2 separate regions of the Homo sapiens genome follow, and region 2 is linked to region 1. A link is an interaction called in ENCODE POLR2A ChIA-PET data of the cell type or tissue named here. Cell type or tissue: HCT116. All regions are shown on one strand. Links, peaks and the distances in the headings refer to the core of each region. The heading gives the core; the rest is flanking DNA. Region 1 holds the start of ABHD11 (abhydrolase domain containing 11). Region 2 has its middle 5.0 kb from the start of CLDN4.

Region 1 (7,933 bases), core at 2,795-6,794:
AGCCAAGATCGTGCCACTGCACTCCAGCCTGGGTGACAGAGCGAGACTCCATCTCAAAAAAAAAAATTGACAACTGTTACTGTCAGCAGGGCCTGTTGGAGGTTAGGGAGCAGAGGGAGCAATGACTGGAAGCAGGAGAATCTGTGGGGCTGGTGGGAATCTGTGGACAATCCGTGGGAAGGCTTGGTGGGCAGCAGGTGCGGGTGAGGCAGGGAGGTGGCAGAGAGAGCTTGTGGAGATGTTCTGGATACCAGAGCCCTGGCCTGATCCTGTACCGTCCCCACCTTCTCTGGATGACTGGGGCCAACCTAACCTGTTCCGAAGAAAATAAATACTCGGACATAATCCTTTGTTGTGAGATTAATTTGTTGTTTTGTTCACGGCTGCGTCTAGGAAGGTGCTTGGCGTGCAGTGAGAGGCTCTAATGGATCTGGGCTTGTTGAAGCAAGGCAGGAAGGAGCCAGTGTTCTCAAAGTGTTGGGTGAGTAGTAGGGGAGGCGCAGCCGGCAGCAGACCTGCAGGGATTACCATTCCCACATGGGAAAGGTTGCTGTGTGAGGATTAAACACAATAACGTATATGAAAATCCCGGCTGCTTAATACATCAACTCAGGTTCAAAATCTGGGAGGAGAGAAGCTGGGCTGATGTGGGGGTTGAGATGGGAGGAGGTTTCGAGCGGAGTCACATAGGGGCCCCCCAGGGACAGCCCCACGGGAAAGCTCCAGGGGTCTTTCGGGAAGCCCCGACTGGTGCCAGCACAGCTGACACTCCTGCCCCACCCGGCTGGCCAGCAGGAATTTGCCCCATGACCGCCCCTGGCAAGCTGCTGTCACCATGGCGACCGGCCACAAAACAAGCAGCCTGATTGTCCCTGCTCAGCGGGGCAGGTGAAACCCTGGCCACGTGACCGATACTGGGCCAGGTGCAGTTAAGGGACACCCGCCACCTCCCCTCCTTAACCCATTCAATGCCACCGCGCCACCTAGGCGCAGTGTCCCGGCCGCCTCAGGCCGCACCCCTTCGGCCCTTGGTCCCCACGGCCTGAAGGGTGGTGATGAAATACACGGAGCACTGCGTTAGGAGTCAGTGAAGGAAACAATCCGGGCTGTGCACTGGCTGAGTGACCTGGAGCTGGGTTACTTCGCCGTCCAAGCCTCTCTTTCCTCATCAGCAGAATAAGGACGGCACCCTCCCACTTCACAGGAAGCCTGGGAACACGGATGGGGCAGTGTACACTCGACCTCCAAAGAGCGATAGTCCATTTCACCTCCCACCTTCACCTCCACATGTCAGGGGCTCCGGAAGTCCTCCCCTCTGGCCTCCCCTAGAAGGAGGCCTTCGCCAACCAACAGCACGCTTCCTGGCCTGTTCCTAACAAGCTGAGAGGGCTGGGCAGCCCCCAGGATGACACCACCCCCAGATCCATTCCCAGGTAGCAACGACCCCTCCCCTGCCCCCACCACTTTCTCTGGAATGTTCAAGTGGAAACATCAAACCAACTGGTTTTTCTGCTTGCCTTCATCAGCCACCTGATCAGGGCTGGGGCCCAGGACTCTGAGTAAATATCTCAAGGCTGCTTCTGCCCCTAGATGTGGGGATCTTGGGCCAGGCTGAGATTACCTGGTGGAGGGTGGGGTGTATGGCAGGGATCAATTTGAAAGCACCTTTGAGGCCAGGCACAGTGGCTCATGCCTGTAATCCCAGCACTTTGGGAGGTCGAGGCAGGAGGATCACCTGAGGTCAGGAGTTTGAGATCAGCCTGCCCAACACGGTGAAACTCAGTCTCTACTAAAAATACAAAAATTAGCCGGGCATGGTGGCGCATACATGTAATCCCAGCTACTTGGGAGTCTGCAAAAGAGAATCGCTTGAACCCGGGAGGTAGAGGTTGCAGTGAGCTGAGATTGTCCCACTATACTCCAGCATAGGCAACAGAGAGACTCTCTCAAAACAAACAAACAAAAAAAAGCACCTTTGAAATACTATTGTTCTGAATCTTCAACCCCCACGCCCTTCACCCACCAACTCTAGAAAAACACCCACCAACTCTAGAAAAACACCCACCAACTCTAGAAAAACACTCTCCAAGGACCCCTCCCAGGCCTGGGACCAGCCCCCATACAGGGCTCAGATGTCCTCATCACTCCCCTAATTACTATGCGGGAAACATGATCACACCACCTGGTGTGCTTAGAGTCCTCGGTGACCTCAGCCCTCCTCAGATTGGAACCAAACACCTCAGGGTCCCATTAAGCAGGAGATGGAGCTTTACAGAGTTAGGACACATCCTCAGCTTGGCCAGCATGGTGAAATCCTGTCTCTGCCAAAAACAGAAAAAAATCAGCCAGGTGTGGTGATGCGCGCCTGTAGTCCCAGCTACTCGGGAGACTGAGGCATGAGAACTGCTTGAACCCGGGAGGCAGAGGTTGCAGTGAGCCAGGTTCCAGCCTCCATGACAGAGCCAGACCCTGTCTCAAAAAAAAAAAAAAATTAATGGCCAGGCGCAGTGGCTCACACCTGTAATCCCAGCATTTTGGGAGGCCGAGGCGGGCAGATCACCTGAGGTCGGGAGTTTGAACCAGCCTGACCAACGTGGAGAAACCCCGTCTCTACTAAAAATACAAAATTAGCCGGCGTAGTGGCGCATGCCTGTAATCCCAGCTACTCGGGAGGCTGAGGCAGGAGAGTCGCTTGAACCCAGTAGGTAGAGGTTGCGGTGAGCCAAGATCGCACCATTGCACTCCAGCCTGGGCAACAAGAGCAAAACTCCGTCTCAAAATATAATAGTAATAATTAATTAATTAATTATTTTTTTAAAAAAAAAGTTAGGACTCATCCTGTAGGTCCTGGACCGCCCTAAGGAGGTGGGGGAGGGGTCAGTGTAAGACTAGCTGGCCCAGGTGTCATATCCGGGAGGGCCACTAACCCAGCCACCCGCAGGACTTCCACATAAGCATTTACCAGTGCCCTGAAGCTCTTGATGACTATTACCACTTTGCACCAGATGAACAAGACATAGCTCCCGCTGTGGACACACAGGGAGGGCTGCCTCTATAATACTACACAGTAGCCTCTGAGAAATGCTTCCAGAACATTCCATGAAAGAGATTAGTTTTAACTCAGAAAGTCTGCGAAGGCTTGAGGAGGAGGCAGCAGTTATACAATGCCTTAAAAGGCCTATAGCTGAGGCCAGGCATGGTGGAGCACACCTGTAATTCCAGCTACTCAGGGGGCTGAGGCAGGAGGATCAGTTGAGTCTGGGAGTTCCAGACCAGCCTGAAACTGTCCCCTTGCTATGCCTAGAACATAGTAAGACTCTATCTCTACAAAACAGAAAAAAATTAGCCAGACATGGTGGTGCACATCTGTGGTCCCAGCTACTCGGGAGGGTGAGGCAGGAAGATTGCCTGGGCCCAGGGGGAAGAGGTTGCAGTGAGCCGTGATTGTGCCACTGCAGTCCAGCCTGGGTGACGCAGTGAAACCCTGTCTCAGAAAAAATAAAATAAAAGCCATATACCTGAGACAGGAAGGTCGCTTGAGGCCAGGAGCTGGAGACCAGCTTGGGCAAGGTAGCAAGACCCCTTCTCTAAAAAAAATTTTGTTGGGCCAGGTGTGGTGGCTCATGCCTGTAATCTCAGCACTTTGAGCCCAGGAGTTCGAGACCAGCCTGGGCAACATAGCAAGCCCCCGCTTCTATTTTTTAAAAAAAAAATTTTTTTTTTGAGATGGAGTCTCGCTCTGTCACTGAGGCTGGAATGCAGTGGCAAGATCTCGGCTCACTGCAACCTCCATCTCCCAAGTTCACACGATTCTCCTGCCTCAGCCTCCCCAGTAGCTGGGATTACAGGGCCGTGCCACCACCCACGGCAATTTTTTTTTTTTTTAAACGGAGTCTGTCTCCGTCCGGTAGGCTGGTGTGCAGTGGCATGATTTCCGCCCATTGCAACCTCCGCCTCCTGAGTTCAAGCGACTCTCCTGCCTTAGCCTCCCGAGTAGCTGGGATTACAGGCACCCGCCACCACGCCCAGCTAATTTTTGTATTTTTAGTAAAGACGGGGTTCCACCATATTGGCCAGGGTGGTCTCCAACTCCTGGCCTCAGGTGATCTGCCCACCTCAGCCTCCCAAAGTGCCGGGATTACAGGCGTGAGCCACCGCACCCGGCCTAAAAAAAAAAATTGTAACCATGATTCAGTAAAAAAAAAAAAAAAAAAAAAAATGTTAAAATTAGTCTGCGCCTGTAGTCCCAGATTCTCGGGAGGCAAAGGCGGGAGGATCGCTTGAGCCCAGGAGGTCGAGGCTGCAGTGAGCTACGGTCGCGTCACTGCACTCCGGCCTGGGCGAGGGTAAGACCCCCACCAAAAAAAAGTATAGGACTCGGGCAACTGGCTATCTGGAAGACAGACAGCACCCCAGCAGGAGGTGGGGTGTGGAGAAGACCTTGAAAGGCAGGGTGCCTGATAGGGGAGTATGAGAATGGGGAGTATGGGCAGAAAAGCAGGTGGGATCAGACTGGGGGAGCCTTCCCCAAACGTAAAAGGGACGAAGGGGCTTGGGGAAGAGCTCTAGAGTGCCCCCGAGCTCCTTCTAGATCGACGACTCCAGGATGGGTGGGTGTCCGTGCTCCGCCCAACCTGCCCGGGCCCCCGGCAGTGGAGCACGGCGCCACCACACTGGCACTCCGCCGCCCAGAGCCACCCTGGCGCCGCTCGCCCCCGCCGGCGGCACAGAAACGATGGCAGCCACCCAGGTCAGTGAGCGATGGCAGGTGCGGGGCGGGAACCGAGCCCTAAGCTGCAACCAGAACCGAGCACGCACAGAGCGGCGCAGACCGAATTCCCAGATTCTACGCACCGCGGCGCTTCGCGAGGGGAGGGGCAAGCACCGCGGGTTGCCCAGCCTAGGGCGAGGCCAGGTGCGGCGCTCAGGGCGACCCGCGCAAAGCCTGCGGGGATTACGTAATGGCGTAAGGGGCGGGGATGGAGGCGGGGCCGGACTGTTCTCGGGGATACGTAAGGAAACGGGACCAAGGGCGGAGAATCCCGCGATGGGGGCGGGGAGAGGGCGGGGCTCAAGTCGGAACTGGGCGGGGCGGCTGAAGACGGAAATGGGCGGGGCTGCGAGCTAGGGCGGGAGAAGGAGCGCGGGGAGGACGTACCTTGTGAGATGCGAGCCGGCCAACAGCTTGCAAGCATGCTCCGCTGGACCCGAGCCTGGAGGCTCCCGCGTGAGGGACTCGGCCCCCACGGCCCTAGCTTCGCGAGGGTGCCTGTCGCACCCAGCAGCAGCAGCGGCGGCCGAGGGGGCGCCGAGCCGAGGTCAGTCAAGGGCACCGGGCGGGAGGCCATCCTCTGTCCTCCTTTTCCTGCCGGGCCCCGACGGCCCCATCTCCTCCCTTTGGGCCTGTCACCTCCCAGGCCTCTCCCCCAAAGCTCTTTCCCCCTACCCCTTTCCCCGTCTCCGCCGGCTCAGACTCTGACCTCGATCCTTCCCCTGCCAGGCCGCTTCCGCTTTCCTACAGGCTTCTGGACGGGGAGGCAGCCCTCCCGGCCGTCGTCTTTTTGCACGGGCTCTTCGGCAGCAAAACTAACTTCAACTCCATCGCCAAGATCTTGGCCCAGCAGACAGGCCGTAGGGTGAGCTTTCGAGTGGGCGGGGCTCCTTTGGGGCTGGGCGGGAGTGGGCGGGGCCTGAGAGGAGGCGGGGCAGGGGGGGTCCCGCTTCTCACGCTCACTTCCAGATCCCTCACTCTGAGTATGGACCCTGAACGGCAACCCCATTTATTCCCTCACGTTGCCATCTTCATTAATTCATGTTGTAGATCTCCATCGGGGCTGGCCCATGCCTAGGCGCCTGCACCCTTTCCATGAAGGGGCCTGCTTGTTCACTAGGGATGACCGGGAGCTCACCACCTCTTATGGCAGCCCATTCTTCTGTGCTCCTACTGTTGGAAATTCCTGGAGTCTCCTTCCTGGCATTCTCCGAGATTGCCACCCAGCCAGGCCAGCCCTTCAGAGACGTGGTCACAACCCTGGGGCCTGCTCTTCTCTGGCAGAGTGGCCCCAGGTTCTTCATCTGGGCCTCCTAGGTCTGGAAACTGGGCCCTTCCCCTCCACAGGGTGTATCCCCAGGCTCTCCACACCTTTGACCTGCTGTCCCTACAAGCCTTTGGCTGTCTACCCCCAGAATGGGGATATCAACGCAGCCCCGTCTCACCCCACTCCCCAGGTGCTGACGGTGGATGCTCGTAACCACGGTGACAGCCCCCACAGCCCAGACATGAGCTACGAGATCATGAGCCAGGACCTGCAGGACCTTCTGCCCCAGCTGGGCCTGGTGCCCTGCGTCGTCGTTGGCCACAGCATGGGAGGAAAGACAGCCATGCTGCTGGCACTACAGAGGGTGAGCCGCCCATGTCTGGGGCCTCCTCCCATTCAGTATATACCCTGAGGGCCCTGCAGGCAACCTGGGACTCACATGATCGTTGGATGACCAAGTTCAGGCTCCAGGAGCCATGCCTGAGACTCCCTATGTCTGCCTAAGACTGGTCCCAGTTCGGTTCTCTCCCACAGCCAGAGCTGGTGGAACGTCTCATTGCTGTAGATATCAGCCCAGTGGAAAGCACAGGTGTCTCCCACTTTGCAACCTATGTGGCAGCCATGAGGGCCATCAACATCGCAGATGAGCTGCCCCGCTCCCGTGCCCGAAAACTGGCGGATGAACAGCTCAGTTCTGTCATCCAGGTGATACACCCAAGGTGCCCCGGATGGTATTGTAGACCAGGACCTGTCAAGGGAAGAGTGGCACCCCCAGACCGCACAAGGAACCTCCCCCAACTGCTGCACCCCCACAGGACATGGCCGTGCGGCAGCACCTGCTCACTAACCTGGTAGAGGTAGACGGGCGCTTCGTGTGGAGGGTGAACTTGGATGCCCTGACCCAGCACCTAGACAAGATCTTGGCTTTCCCACAGAGGCAGGAGTCCTACCTCGGGCCAACACTCTTTCTCCTTGGTGGAAACTCCCAGTTCGTGCAGTAAGCTAGCCTGGGTAGTAGGAGGGGCATGCTTTACTCGCCCAGGCCCCAGCCTGGGGACCCTACCAGGGGAGGCCTTGGGTGTGGAAGGGGGGTGGCTGAGAGGCCAGAAATACCACCGGGCATATGGGCTCACACAGCTCTCTCCATTTCTCCCCGTTCTGCTTCCACGTGTCTCTTTCACTCCTCCTCATCCCACTTTCACCCGTTTTTGATGGCCGTCGCTGCGATGCACAGTCCCAGCCACCACCCTGAGATTATGCGGCTCTTCCCTCGGGCCCAGATGCAGACGGTGCCGAACGCTGGCCACTGGATCCACGCTGACCGCCCACAGGACTTCATAGCTGCCATCCGAGGCTTCCTGGTCTAAGAGTTGCTGGCAAGAAGATGGCCGGGCGTGGTGGCTCATGCCTGTAATTCCAGCACTTTGGGAGGCTAAGGCGGGAGGATGACTTGAGGCCAGGAGTTGGAGACCAGCCTGGCCAACATGGTGAAACCCTGTCTCTACTAAAAATACAAAAATTAGCCTGGCGTGGTGGTGCACACCTGTAATCCCAGCTACTCTGGAGGCTGAGGCAGGAGAATCACTTGAACCCTGGAGGCAGAGGTTGCAATGAGCCGAGATCACACCACTACACTCCAGCCTAGGCAACAGAGCAAGACTCTGTCTCAAAAAAAACAAAACAAAAAGGAGGCACAAAACCCCAGGCTTCAAGTCTCTGCAGCCTGCTCCACATTTGGGCACAGAAGGACTCAGACAGGCACTGTGTGGGCACGAGGTTTTACAGGGGTGGTCAGACCTCAGGCTTTAATGAATAAAGACACTACTCCCAAAGTCCTGGGCTGAGGTCTGTGTCACCACCAACGTCCCCGACCCAGGGAGAATCTGGATCGGGGG
Region 2 (9,151 bases), core at 620-4,619, 89 kb before region 1:
TCATTTCTTGTCCTTACCAGTTTCATCACTGGCAGTTTCACGACTGTTGTGAGTATGATCACTCATGCATCTGGCCTCACCAGCAGTCTTTGCGGCATTGGCCGGATAAAGTTACGTGTAGGGGAGTGAGGAGCCGGGAGGCCAGGACTCCGGGGTACATCACCCACTCTCACCCATCCTTATCACCCAGCTTCTCTGCTTGGCTAGAAGAGGGGCCTTGGACATGATGCACCTTCAGCCAAAAAGAGACAGAAGCCTGTCCCCTCTCCACCTCCATGGAAGTTTAGGCTGGTGGGCTCTGTTCCTGCCGGGATCCAGCCTGCTTGCCCAGAACTGGGTGGGGCCAGTCACCAACGACAAACATGAACTAGATCCTGGAGACATCATCACCCCAGTAAATGGGTGTTTACCCTGTGGAGACATACAAAGCCTTCCAATAAAGCCAGAGTGGGTGCAAAGTCCCATGAGATTTCAAAGGGAAGGGGAACTCTTCCAGGGTGGAGGTGGTGGTGCTGAGGGAGCTTGACTGCAAAGGGGTGCTGTGTGGCACAACTCCAGGGGGCGCCGGATTCTTGGAGTATGCTACAGAAGGCATCGTGAACAGGTCCCCCAGAAAAGTTTTGCAAGGCAGTGGGACAGGCTGAAGGAGGACGTTCTGGTAGACGGTGGGCCAGGCTGGACAAATGCAGCTCATTCTGGGATGACAGCCCTCAGGAGAGATGTGCAAGGCAGCGAGGCTAGTGAAGGAGGACATTCAGGCAGAGAGAACAAGGGCAGAGGTGGCAAGGTGGGGAAAGGCAGCTCGTTCTGGGAACAGCCAGGAATCCAGTTTGACCAGAGACTGGGCTGGGGAGGGAGGGACCAAAGTAAAAGGGTCAGAAATTTCTGCCTGGAATGTCACCAAGCCCTGGAAGATAGAGGGAGGGTGGAGGGTCTAGGATCAGGAAGAGCTTGGTTCAGGGCAGATGACTGAGGGGACCTCTGGGAAGGGGTCATCGTGGGGGTGATTGAGAGTGTCTAGGGCTCATCCCAGCCGCACCGAGGGAGCTCCTCCTCACCCGCCGTGTGGTCATTTTGCATCTCTCTTCCCAACCATGCTGGGAGCTCTGCAGGGGCCAGGGCTCCAGTGTGTCCCTGAGCCGCCGCCATTGTCCAGCACTGGTGGCTGTGTGTCCAGTTCTGACCCAGAAGGATGCATAGTCCTTGAGCTTCCTGAGGGAAAGTCTTCAAGAGTGCCATGGTTTGGGTTAAAGCAATCAGTGAGTACCCATGGGAGGTATTTGAGATGGATCTGTTGACCGGCTAATGAAGCACAGGGCAGGCTGGGACAATCTAGCATGGTCCACCTGTGTTACAGACGGGAAGTTGAGGCCTGGTATTGTGGTTAACTCTATACACATCCGTCTTCCCTGCTAGCCTGGGGCTCCTAGAAGACAGGAACAATGCCTTCTGCAACCTCAGTGCCCAGCATCTGGCTTGATACATCACAGATGCTCAAGAAATGTGAGGAGTGGTTGCTGCGGCTCATGCCTATAATCCCAGCACTTTGGGAGGCCAGGATGGGAGGATCGCTTAAGGCCAGGAGTTTGAGGCTGCAGTGAACTATAATCGCACCATTTCACTCCAGCCACGGGCAACAGAGCAAGACTCTGTCTCAAAAGAAAAGAAAAAGAAATGTTTGGGCCGGGTGCAGTGGCTCACACCTGTAATCCCAGTACTTTCGGAGGCCAAGATGGGCAGATCACGAGGTCAGGAGTTAGGCCAACATGGTGAAACCCCATCTCTACTAAAAAATACAAAAATTAGCTGGGTGTGATGGCGCACGCCTGTAATCACAGCTACTCAGGAGACTGAGGCAGGAGAATCGCTTTAACCTGGGAGATGGAGGTTGCGGTGAGCCAAGATCGCGCCATTGCACTCCAGCCTGGGTGATAGAGCGAGACTCCATCTAAAAAAAAAGAAAAAAAAAGACATGTTTGATGATGGAAAGAACGAAGCATTCTCCAGTTTCAAATCACACTCCTATACCTTGACCCCCATCATAGGCACACACACCAAAGCAAACAGAGATGGTTTCTGCCCAGACCACGCCTCCCTGGGGCTTTCTTTACAAGGCTCCCTCTACACACAGAGCCTATGGGCTGAATAACACCAGAGATAAGTAACATCATGATTGGCGATAAGTGCTTTCCTGGAGATGACCTCATCACAGCCTCCTGCCAGTCAGCAGGGCAGGGACTTTTATTGCCTTGGCTCAAAGGAGTACACTGAAGCCCAGAGAAGGCCAGGGCCTTGCCCAGGACGGGTGGGCACTCCAGCATGGGTGCCTCCTTCCCCAGGTGCCTCTTACCTGTGGTCCCAGCCAGGTAGCCTTTAACAAGCTTTCTGAGTAGACACGTGACTTGGCCAGATGGCCAGAACCTGCCCCCCCCAACCCCCCGCCCGCCTCCTGCCCCCCCGGCCCCCGGCCCCCGCCCTGCCACTTCCTGCCCTTGCTTTCCTGGGACACAGCCAAGTGCCACTTGGAGAAGCAGGCATGGGGGAGGGGAGCATGCAAGCCCTACAACAGTCCACCTGTGGCCCTAAGAAGCTGTCCTTCCCTCCCAGGCATAGCCACGCGTATCGGGAGCTGAGAGCAGGGAGGGGTTGGGGGTTGAGGAGAGGGCAGGTACAGAGGCTCCAGGCATAGAGCAGACACAGGGCAGGGGAAGAAGCACAGAGCTCACGCAGGGCTAGGGGACCCAGGTGTGAAGGAGAGGCCAGAAGGATGTCCTTGGGGATCAGCCAGTAGCTCAGCACAAGTGGAGCTGGAGAGAGATTTGTTGATGCTTTGTTGATGCCAAGAGACCGTTGGCTCAGTCCCACCCACCTGCTGCGGGAAAAACACCAGCAAAGGCAAGGTGCTTCTCTCCTCTCCGCTCCAGCTCCCATAGCCCTAAGGCAGAGGAAAACAAGGAAATTTACCTCTAGGCCTGCATCTGGCCCTCTTCCCAAAGCCCGAAGATCTTTTACAGGAACACCTTATAAGACATCTGCCATTCATCACCTTGGTTTTGGGGTCAGAGAGTACAGGGTTGGCACTCATTTATTTTCTTTTTCTTCTTTATAACATGCACTGTGTGATTTTGTGCTGACAGAATTGGATCACGTGCTTTTTTTTGTTTTTTGTTGTTGTTTTTTGTTGTTTTTGTTGTTTGTTTTTTGTTTTGAGACAACACGATCTCTGCTCACTGCAGTCTCCACTTCCCGGGTTCAAGCAATTCTCATGGCTTAACCTCCCGAGTAGCTGGGAGTACAGGCGCACACCACTACGCCCAGCTAATTTTTGTAGTTTTAGTAGAGACAGGGTTTCAGCATGTTGGCCAGGCTGGTCTCAAACTTCCAGCCTCAGATGATCTGCCCGCCTCGGCCTCCCAAAGTGCTGGGATTGCAGGCGTGAGCCACTGCGCCTGGCCACACCTGCTGGTTTCTATCAAGGATAAAAACCACCAGATCAGCTCACCCATCTCTGCCCACCCCATAAACCATCTTTCCAGCCCAGGAACCATCTCTGAGCCACAGCTTCCTCCTTTGTAAAAATGAGGATGTTGCACCCCCTCCAGGATCAAAAACAAAAACAGACGTGAAATGAGATGGGGATGTGAAAATGCTTCATGAGCCAAAAAGCTCAGGACAAAAGCTGGGAAGCTGTGTATCCATAAGCCATCCTACCAGCCCTGTGACCTTGGAGAAGCCAATTCCATCTCTGAGCCCCAACTTCCTCCTTTGTACAATGAGAACACTGGGGCCCACTCCCCAGTCTGAGATACACATGAAATGAGAGAAGGAAGTAAAAATGCTTTGTGAGCCAAAAAGTTTAATAACAAGAGGAGGGAGCAAAGTTCCGTACGCAAAGCAGCTGCTGCGCAGTTCGGATCCTGATCATAACAGGTGGGAGCTAGGACTTTTCAGACCCCTGTCCCCAGAGTTCCAGGGGCTTGGCCAAGTCCCCAGTTGTTTTGTTTTGTTTTGTTTTGTTCTCTTTTTTTGAGACGGAATGTCGCTGTCACCCAGGCTATAGTGCAGTGGTGCAATCTCGGTTCACTGCAACCTCTGCCTCCCAGGTTCAAGCGATTCTCCTGCCTCAGCCTCCCGAGTAGCTGGAACTACAGGTGCTCGCCACTACGCCCAGCTAATTTTTGTAGTTTTAGTAGAGACAGGGTTTCAGCATGTTGGCCAGGCTGGTCCCGAACTTCTAGCCTCAAGTGATCTGCCCTCCTCAGCCTCCCAAAATGCTGGGATTGCAGGCGTGAGCTACCCCGCCTGGCCCCAAGTCCCCAGTTGTAACACACACACATGCAGCTTGCCCTGAGTTCAGCTCCCTGGGAGTCCCTAGCAAAGGGGCAAAAACAAAGTCTCCCTTCTAACCCCAAGCTCCCGCTGGCATCTGAGCCCCAGGGCCAGTGATGGACCACTGTCCTGCAGCCAAAAAGATCTCTGTGAGCTGAGCAGTCTAGCTCCCAGAGCCCGTACTCCACGTCTTCTGGGAACAGGAAGACTAAAGCCAGGGAAGCCAGTGTATATTAAATTGATTCCTAGGGCGGACACAGTGGCTCACACCTGTAATCCCAGCACTTTAGGAAGCTGAGGTGGAAGGATCACTTGGGCCAAGAGTTCTAGACCAGCCTGGCCAACATGGTGAAACCCCGTCTATACTAAAAATTAGCTGGGCATGGTGGCGTGTGCCTGTGGTCGGGAGCTGCTCGGGAGACTGAGGTGGGAGAATCGCTTGAACCCAGGAGGCAGAGGTTGCAGTGAGCTGAGATCACACCACTGCACTCCAGCCTGAGCGACAGACCAAGATCCTGTCTCTTAAAAAATAAAAAACAGTAGGCCGGGCACGGTGGCTCACGCCTGTAATCCCAGCACTTTGGGAGGCGGAGGTGGGCGGATCACGAGGTCAGGAGATTGAGACCATCCTGGCTAACATGGTGAAACCCCATCTCTACTCAAAATACAAAAAATTAGTCGGGCATGGTGGTGGGCACCTGTAGTCCCAGCTACTTGGGAGGCTGAGGCAGGAGAACAGCGTGAACCTGGGAGGCGGAGCTTGCAGTGAGCCGAGATCACGCCACTGCACTCCAGCCTGGGAGGCAGAGTGAGACTCCAACTCAAAAAATAAAAAATAGTAAAGGATGGAATTTTTTTCTTTCTTTAGGCAACAAGATCCTATTTCTTTCTGAAGTCCTTGAGCTCAGATTGGAGTCCTGGCACCAGGCTGAACAGGAGAGTCCCTGGCCCTCAGCCTGACCGCCCACACCAGCGGACCATCCACCCCCTCGGCCTGGTGCTGGGTGATGGCAGGCCTGGCTGACCAGTCTGGCGAGACTGGCTGAGCGGGTGCTGCCCCCAGGTTGGGCACCACGTGGGCCGTGGGTGGGGGCGGTGGCCACCTCTGGGGTTTCTTCTAAGGAAGAGAAGAAAGACCATACTGATGCCTCCTGGCTGGAGTCCCAGGGTCTGGCACTTCTGGTGGCAAGGATGGGGAGAGGGGCTGAGCAAAGGGAGGGGACTCGGTGAGAGAGCTTAGTTAGAGAGACTCAGAAGAGATGACTGTGTGAAGGGGAGGAGGCTTACACAGGGGACAGGACTTAGAGGACCGTTGTTAAATTACTTTACCCCAAATCGGTGCATCGATTTCAGTTTATGTCTGTCAGTTTCAAAACACCTGGCCAGGCATGGTGGCTCATGCCTGTAATCCCAGCACTTTGGGAGGCTGAGGCAGGAGGATTACTTGAGGCCAGGAATTCAAGACCTACCTGGGCAACATAGTGAGACCCTTTTTCAAAAACAAATTTTTTTTTTTAATTAGCCAGGCATGGTCGCATACACCTGTAAATCCCAGCTATTCGGGAGGCTGAGGCAGGAAGATCACTTAAACCCAGGAGTTGGAGGCTACAGCGAGCCATGATCATGCCACTGCACTCCAACCTGGGTGACAGAGCAAGACCTCATCTCTAATAAATAAATAATTAGCAAGCCCGTATTTACCGTGACCTTCAGCATTCCCACCATCCTACCCAGCTGTCCAGCCCTTCACAGGCCATTCCCCCACTTCACAGGGAGGTCCATAAACCCTCCTTCCCACCCACCTCCCCGACTCCCTCCGGCTCCCGCCTCCTCACTTCAGGGCAGTCCTGTCTCTACTGGATTTTACTCCAATTTCCCAGAGGCGAGGGAGGAAGAGGACCTAAGGGCGGTGGAATTCCTGAAGACCCTCTAATCTGATGGAGGAGTCAATCCTCTCCAGCCCCACCCCTCCCTCTCCCCATTCAGGGCAGCCTCCTCCTGCCAGGCACCTCTGCCCTGGCCTCTCAGGGAGCAAGCCAGCCAGTAAACCATGTTTTGAGCACCTGCTTCGGGGCCAGGCACTAACCTAAATGCCTTCGGATAACATTGAATAACAGGAAGTCATTTTATCTCACTGCAAAACAGTGCAGGGGCATCATTGTTGTTCTCTTGTTTTTGTTTTTAAGACATGAAGTCTCGCTCTGTCACCCAGGCTACAGTGCAGTGGCACAGTCGTAGCTCACTGAAGCCTCAAACTCCTGGGCTCAAGAAAACCTCCACCTTCAGCCTCTGGTGTAGCTGGGACTACAGGTGTGCACCACCACACCCAGCTAACTTCTTATTTTTTTGTAGAGACAGGTTCTCCCGATGATGCCCAGGCTGGTCTCGAACTCCTGGCCTCAAGAAGTGATCCTCCTGCCTCAGCCTTCCAAAGTGCTGGGATTGCAGGTGTGACCATGCCTAGCCCATTCCCATCTTAGAGATGAGAAAACTAAGGCTCTGGGAACTGATGTGACATTCCAGGGCCACCAGAATAATGGCAAGACTGGTATCCACACCCTGCCTAATGTCTGATTCTGGGGCTCATCCTCTACCCCTACTCTCCTATTTATTACTCTTCGTCTTTTTTTATTCCTTCATTCTTTCTGGAAGGACATGCTGAGCGCACTGGGCCAGGCCCAGGGCTGGCATGGAGCTCATCAGGGTGTAATCAGGCCAGCCTGAATTTAAATAAACAGCTCCCACGCAGGGAAAACAAGCTCTGTGTGAGCACTGGAGAGTGAAAAATCAACTCTACCTGGGGCACACCAGGCAGGATTCCTGGAGGAGGTGGCAGGTGGAGAGGAGACCTGAAGGGTGAGTAAAAGCTTAGAGACCTATGAAGAGGAGAGAGCTCTCGCAAAAGGAGAGTAGCAGGGACAAAAACGGGTGTGTGTGTGGGGAGGAAGTATCTGTGGAAAACTCAACTTGAGGAGTCGGAAGCCAGACAGGTGAGGGAATAGGGCTGGAAAGTAAGTTGGGAGCATCGGTGTGGGCCTCAAGGGCGCAACCCAGGAGCTTGGGTTAATTGGAGGGAGAGTCAGGAGGGTGGCCTTGCTGTGGGCTGGGTGATGGAGGACAGAGGAGGTAGGGCTTCACTGGGAGGGTGTCCCTGTCTCAGGACCAACCAGGACTCCCAGAGAAGCCCCCCTGGTCCCAGGCCAGGACAGGTCTTGTCACCAGTAGGCAGAGCAAGGAGCTGGGATCGTCCTATCCTGCTTCCTCTTGGAATATCGGAGGATGCCAGAACACAGAACCCAGAAGCCGGGCACACCCCTGAGGATGACGGTTTACAGAGAAGCTGTCTGCTTCTGTGACACACCAAGAGGCTGAGAGAAACCCGCACGCTGACCAGGAGACTCCTAGGTCGGCAGCCCATGAGTCAGCAGTGACAGAGCCAGGGACAAAACCAAGGAATCCGGGATCATCAGCACCATCTCACCCCATTTCGGGGTGACTCAGAGATCGTATTATCCCTCCCGGCACAGAGGCCCCAGGCCTGGCCTCTCTCCTGCCCTGTGTCCCCGCCCCATCTCTCCCACGTCTCCCAGCATGGATGGGTGGACACCAGCCACGCCCTCTCCTGTCACACACAGATACTAATCTCTTGCCTTCTCAGAGCCCAAGAAGTCCAGCTGCCAGATCTTTGCCCTATTGCCAGGTGTACCTACTGACCCAGCCCTGCCGGAGCCCTCATTCCCTGCCAGCTCCCATGTCTGGATCATCTCAGGCCCCTGGAAGGGCACACCCCTCTCTGACCTGTCCCCTCCCCTGGGGAGCAGGAGGCAGGGTGGGGCCAGGAGCAGCCACACTGGTGATTAGGTTTGAGCTTTGTAATTTTTCAATTTTTTTTTTTTTTTTTTGAGGCAGAGTCTTACTCTGTCACCCAGCCTGGAGTGCAATGGCGCGATCTCCACTCACTGCAAGCTCCACCTCCCAGGTTCAAGCGATCCTCCTGCCTCAGCCTCCAGAGTAGCTGGGACTACAGACGCCCGCCACCATGCCCGGCTAATTTTTGTATTTTTAGTAGAGACAGGGTTTCGCCATGTTGGCCAGGCTGGTCTCAAAATCCTGACCTCAAGTGATCCACCCGCCTTAGCCTCCCAAAGTGCTGGGATTACAGGCGTAAGCCACCACGCTCAACTCAATGCTCTTTTTATATCAGGGCGTAAGCATTGTGGCTTGAGCTTTTGAAGTGTGCTTCAGCGCTCACCCACAGCACTCATCTCCCACCTCTTTTCCTCCCTCCCTCCCTCCCTTTATGCTTTCTTGCTTCTCTCCAACTGAGCAGGGGGAGTGTGGATGCCCAGGGGCCTGCCAGCTGCCACCCAGTTGGTGTCACTACCCCCCCAGCATCAGTCTCCATCCCCATGTCCCCATACAGGCTGGCTCTCCTCACCCACATCCGTGCAACAAGCATCCATGTTTATTTTCTTTCAGTCAATTTCATTCCCATTCTTTGCCATCTCAGCAGGCTGGCAGAGAACTCACAGTCAGTCCTTCCTGTAGCTCCCACTCTGACCTGGATATATGCGGTCCCAGGACATCAGGAAGGGAAGGCCCTCACTTGTCCCATCAGCCATTGCCAAGCTTTGGCTGCCATAAAAACCTCCAGGCTTCAGTTTGTGTGATGTCTTCAGGGCCTGGGGCTCACTGGCCTTGCAGTCACACTGAGGAATCAGAAATCACTGGTGGGACCAGACGAGGTGGCTCACGCCTGTAATCCCAGCACTTTGGGAGGTCCAGGTGAGAGAATCACTTAAGGTCAGGAGTTCCAGACCAC

What was found. Peaks named below come from ENCODE experiments on the same cell type or tissue, not always from the same donor. Only the 100,000 strongest peaks of a DNase experiment are listed, where the experiment ranks them.
Region 2: POLR2A ChIA-PET joins it to region 1 with 12 read pairs; 15 of 35 experiments call an interaction of 5 or more read pairs at or near these places.

What each region holds. Positions count from the first base shown.
Region 1 is chr7:73,736,031-73,743,963 of GRCh38, reverse strand. ABHD11 (abhydrolase domain containing 11) reads left to right here and starts at 5,162. Exons shown (of 6, transcript NM_148912.4): 1 at 5,162-5,318; 2 at 5,501-5,636; 3 at 6,229-6,402; 4 at 6,573-6,743; 5 at 6,854-7,035; 6 at 7,273-7,870. The coding sequence starts at 5,194. The coding sequence ends at 7,405. RefSeq lists silencers at 843-962, 5,042-5,141 and enhancers at 757-1,290, 247-1,446, 1,291-1,825, 4,049-4,705, 4,706-5,363. In HCT116, for the core only: no CTCF peak of the experiment used is centred there; DNase peaks (open chromatin) are centred at 2,946 and 5,003; H3K4me3 peaks cover 2,697 bases; H3K27ac peaks cover 3,867 bases.
Region 2 is chr7:73,821,397-73,830,547 of GRCh38, reverse strand. No RefSeq gene overlaps it. Among named protein-coding and RNA genes, the nearest start is that of CLDN4, 5.0 kb to the left of the region's middle. RefSeq lists enhancers at 2,055-2,349, 1,898-2,545, 2,546-3,193, 7,097-8,296. In HCT116, for the core only: no CTCF peak of the experiment used is centred there; DNase peaks (open chromatin) are centred at 2,187, 2,517 and 2,775; H3K4me3 peaks cover 1,276 bases; H3K27ac peaks cover 4,000 bases.